Linked DNA regions of Homo sapiens: region 2 is linked to region 1. Evidence: read pairs that join two places in POLR2A ChIA-PET (ENCODE). Cell type or tissue: OCI-LY7. All regions are shown on one strand.

Region 1 (2,500 bases):
GGGGGGCCTGTTATTTGGAAAGTGACAGTATTACGACTTTTTTCCTAACTCCCTCCTGTACAGAAACTCAGCCAAGAATGTTTAAAGCAGCTGGCAATCAAGAAGCAGCAGCACATTGACAACATAACCCAGATAGAAGATGCCACCGAGAAGCTCAAGGCAAGTGGACATTTCTTCCTCATACCCATGGAAAGACCCACATTTCCCCCCAGACAAAAGGGACCCCCAATATGGAGCCAATGAAAATAAAAACCAACTGCGAAGGGGCAGATGGTGGGGCCTGGAGCTTCTATAATTCAGGGTTCTTTAGAAAAAGAACACAAAATTACAGACAAAATTAGGTGCAAGACCATGAAGGGGCTCTGCAAGTGAGGGGCCCTGAGCTCCGGTTTCCTTTGCTTTGTGGCAAATCTCTGGTTCCTTAGTGTCATCTGCCAGTCTCTTGGAGGAATTAGCCCATTATCCCAAATTGCCTTAAACAAAGCAAAACACAGCTTAAGGAATATGCAGATATCTCTTTAATTCCACTGCCATGCTGAAAGAAAGCAAGTAGGGTAAGATCTGTTCCACAAATAGGTACTTTCTTCACTCTCCTTTCATAATGATGTTTGAGTGGATTCTCTGTGGATTTTGAATGGGAACTTGAGGCTGATGTTATTCTAAGTAACCATTTTGACATGACAAAGTTGTTGTGTTTTTAGGGCCTCAGGGGCTGGTCATTTCCCCTTGCATCCTCCGTTGCTCCCTCCCCCTTTCATCCTGTTGCTCCCTCCCCCTTTCATCCTCTGTTGCTCCCTCCTCCCCTTCATCCTCTGTTGCTCCCTCCTCGCAGTGAGGGCTGGGGTGGGAGGCCCTCCTGGGGCCTGCCCCACTGAGAGCTGGAAGAACCCCTGCTCTGCACTTTGGGAGGCCAAGGCTGGAGGATCACTTGAGCCCAGGAGTTCGAGACCAGCCTAGGCAAGATAGTGAGACTCCCATCTCTACTAAAAATAAATAAAATAAAATAGCCAGGTATGGTGGTGCACGCCTGCAGTCCCAGCTGTTTCAGAGGCTGGGGTGGGAAGATCGCTTGAGCCCTGAAGCTTGAGACTGCAGTGACCTAGGATCACGTCACTGTGCTCCAGCCTGGGCAACAGAGCAAAACCCTATCAAAAAAAAAAAAAAAAAAGGAACCCCTGACTGATTCACACAAGAGGAGGAGTGGCTGTGACCATGGGAGAAGCTGGCACCCAGTTTCTCCTGTGACCAGGCCAGGCCACAGAATTGGCTCCCACATTTGCCTAAAGTCCATTCTCTGTCAGTTGTCTTCATGACAGTTTGCCAGTACCCTGAAGACGTTTGTAGTTCACACCTGTGGTCCCAGCTTAATAGTGTCTCTCATGTCTTCACAAGCAGAACTCTGGGCTAGGAGATAGACAGTACCAAAGGATTTAGAAAGTGAAAGCTGTCACGTTGGAAGGGTTGTGGGGAGGCCTGAAGATCAGGCTCCCTGTCTGCAAATGCCTGAGCAGATATGGTTTGAGGGCCCCCAAGAATTAGGACCCATGTGGAGGGTCTAGTCTTCCCCAGGCCACACTGGAAGAATTGTCTTGGGCCACACATAAAATACACTAACACTAACAATAGCTGATGAGCTAAAGAAAAAAAAAATATCCAAAAAACTCATGATGTTTTAAGAAAGTTTACAAATTTGTGTTGTGCCACATTCAAAGCTGTGCTGGGCCACATGCGGCCCACAGGCTGCAGGTTGGATAAGCTTGGCCTGAGGGATGGCCTGGGGTAGGTTTCAGCTTAATCTAAGCCATGGTTCTCTTTCTCTTGACCCTTTCCCCAACTAACTTTTTAACTTTTTATAGATTTAGAGGAAGTTGCAAAAATAGTAGAGTTTTGTGTACCTTGACCTAGTTTGCCCCAAGGGTTACTTGTTACATAACTATAGCACACTATCCAAAAAAAAAAAAAAAAAGGATGGTATGTGTGTATAGTTTTATGTCAACTTATCACATGTATAGATTTGCATAACCACCACTGCAATCAAAATGCAGGCTATTCCATCACTGCCAAGTTCTACCTTCTTCTAGGCCAAGCGAGGTGGCTCATGCCTGTAATCCCAGCACTTTGGTAGGCTGAGGCAGGCAGATCATTTGAGGTCAGGAGTTCGAGACCAGCCTGGCCATCATGTTGAAACCCCATCTCTACTAAAAAAAAAATACAAAAAAATGCCGGGAATGGTGGCGCCTATAATCCAAGCTACTCAGAAGGCTGAGGTGGGAGGATCGCTTGAACCCAGGAGGTGGAGGTTGCAGTGAGCCAAGATCATGCCTCTGTACTCCAGCCTGGATGACAGAGCGAGACTCCATCTTAAAAAAAAAAATCTACCTACACCTTTATGGTCACCTCCCTACCCACTGTATCCCCCCGACCAATCCCTAACCCCTGGCAATTATTAATTTGTTTGATAATTGTTGCATTTGAAAATGTCATAAAAATGGAAAATGAT
Region 2 (2,500 bases), 430 kb after region 1:
GGTGGATCACTGGTGAGAATAGAAGTGTAAAGTGTTGCTTTTTATTAAAATATGATTTACTTGGTTGCTTTCAAAGAACCCAATATAATTTTCTTTGTAAAATGATTTTGACACGAAGTAGCAGAAAAAGCTCCAAACATTAGAATATGACCAGTGTCCTGGCTTCACAGTTAAACTATCTTTGCTCAGTTTCCCTACTTGCAAAATAAAGTGAAGTAAAATCAAAACTCTGTGGTTCTTTCCAGCTCTTAACATTCTGTGATTCTTATTTTTAGCCCTCTCCTAAAATAATGCTGTCATCTTATAAGAACTTCAACAGACTTGAGGTCTTATTGCACAAGCACTTTTTCTAAGATGAAAACATACCAGCATAGTGGTAGAGTTCTCTACTTTCTAGTTTTCTTGCAAAGCTTGACTTGATGCTTATTGACGTAGCTCCTAACAGGAACTTAAAAACACTCCTTTTTCTTAATTATTTCAGCTGACTCCTTTTCCTACTGTGGCATTCTGTTATCTGAAGTCAAACGTACCTGAATGTGTCCTATTGTGTTACTCAACTCACTTCTGAATATGGTTCTGTTTTGCATACCACCAACCCACATAACCATTTCTGAATCTCTTGTTTCACACTGCTCCAGTGACAACTTGATTCACAGGCCGAACTAGTGAGGTAAGAAAGTAAGTTTGCCAAGTTTGTATAATCAACTTTGTTATAAAATTAAGGTAAACTATATATGGTTTAAATACACATAGACACACACACATGTACATGGCTGAAAGCTTGATGGAGTTGGATTTTTGGATTCACCTGAATAGCACCACTGAAAAGATGACTTTAAAATTTTTTTTTCAGAATTGCGGCGAGCAGTAAGAAGCAGCGTGTGGAAAAGGGAGACGATTGTTCATCAACATGAGTATGGACCAGAAGAAAACCTAGAAGATGACATGTACCGTAAGACTTGTACTATGTGTGGCCATGAACTGACATATGAAAAAATGTGATTTTTTAGTTCAGTGACCTGTTTTATAGAATTTTATATTTAAATAAAGGAAATTTAGATTGGTCCTTTTCAAAATTCAAAAAAAAAAGCAACATCTTCATAGATGAATGAAACCCTTGTATAAGTAATACTTCAGTAATAATTATGTATGTTATGGCTTAAAAGCAAGTTTCAGTGAAGGTCACCTGGCCTGGTTGTGTGCACAATGTCATGTCTGTGATTGCCTTCTTACAACAGAGATGGGAGCTGAGTGCTAGAGTAGGTGCAGAAGTGGTAGGTCAGCTACAAATTTGAGGACAAGATACCAAGGCAAACCCTAGATTGGGGTAGAGGGAAAAGGGTTCAACAAAGGCTGAACTGGATTCTTAACCAAGAAACAAATAATAGCAATGGTGGTGCACCACTGTACCCCAGGTTCTAGTCATGTGTTTTTTAGGACGATTTCTGTCTCCACGATGGTGGAAACAGTGGGGAACTACTGCTGGAAAAAGCCCTAATAGCAGAAATAAACATTGAGTTGTACGAGTCTGATCATGTTTTCTGTACTCTTGGGGCCTCTATTGTGGGACTTAACATTAGTCTAGATAGCTTTTTAAATGCTGGATTAAAATGGAAAAGAGCTGTTTTCATGGTTGACTATCTGATTGTTGATCAAAGAAGGCACTGATGTTTATTTTAAGTAGTGCTAACATTTACTGAGCATTTACCAACCAGGTGCCAGGCATGCACCTAAGTGCCTTAGGAGTATGTTCATTTAGTCCCAGGCTTGCTTCCATGCTGCTTTCAGACTTCTAAGGAAAGGAAGGTGAAGTCTCACATCACCGCAGGCATCTGCATCAACTTTAGTGAAATTTTCCTGTAGCTTGTCAAAAGAATTATTGGGTCTATGCATTATTTTTTGACAAAAACAAATTCCAGTTAGTTAAAATAACCTGATATTTTCAAATTGTTTGACATGACATTTTATCCTACTGTACAAATAGAATAGGAAGTTTAAACATTTCCATTTTTTTTTCTTTAATGGAGATTATGCTTGGAGAAAGGCTAAGTCAAAACAAGTCATGTCCAAATAATTCAGACTACACAGAAATGTTTGTGTATTTTTCAAGTTTGATTTTTTTTTAAACACCTTCACACTCAATGACTAATACGTGCTATGCTAAATATTACAGCTTAGTAAAAATTGATTCTGAATGGGCAGCAAGATGTCTCTGGGGAAAAAAGCTTTCAGCTTGATGACAACAGATGATGACAACAGAATAACTAGGGGTTCAGGTTGTTGTAAGAGCATTATGGGGGCGGGGAAGGAGCTCTTGGGCCAACTGGATCTAGGTTCAAATTCCACTTACTAGCTGTGGACCGTGGGTAAATTACTCCAAAACCTGTTTTTATCTGTAAAGAGGGCATAATCATCTCAAAGGACTGTTTGAAGTAGTTAATAGGGTGAACCTATAGCACCTGGCACATAATAACCACTAGTTAATGAGCATGTATTACCA

What was found. Peaks named below come from ENCODE experiments on the same cell type or tissue, not always from the same donor. Only the 100,000 strongest peaks of a DNase experiment are listed, where the experiment ranks them.
Region 2: POLR2A ChIA-PET joins it to region 1 with 7 read pairs; 2 of 35 experiments call an interaction of 5 or more read pairs at or near these places.

The regions. Positions count from the first base shown.
Region 1 is chr9:98,107,548-98,110,047 of GRCh38, reverse strand. TRIM14 (tripartite motif containing 14) reads left to right here. Exons shown (of 6, transcript NM_014788.4): 2 at 64-159. Among named protein-coding and RNA genes, the nearest start is that of TRIM14, 10 kb to the left of the region's middle. In OCI-LY7, no CTCF peak of the experiment used is centred here; DNase peaks (open chromatin) are centred at 757, 1,387 and 1,877; H3K4me3 peaks cover 2,027 bases; H3K27ac peaks cover 2,500 bases.
Region 2 is chr9:97,673,941-97,676,440 of GRCh38, reverse strand. XPA (XPA, DNA damage recognition and repair factor) reads left to right here. Exons shown (of 6, transcript NM_000380.4): 6 at 854-1,532. The coding sequence ends at 1,002. Among named protein-coding and RNA genes, the nearest start is that of XPA, 22 kb to the left of the region's middle. RefSeq lists an enhancer at 639-708. In OCI-LY7, no CTCF peak of the experiment used is centred here; no DNase peak of the experiment used is centred here.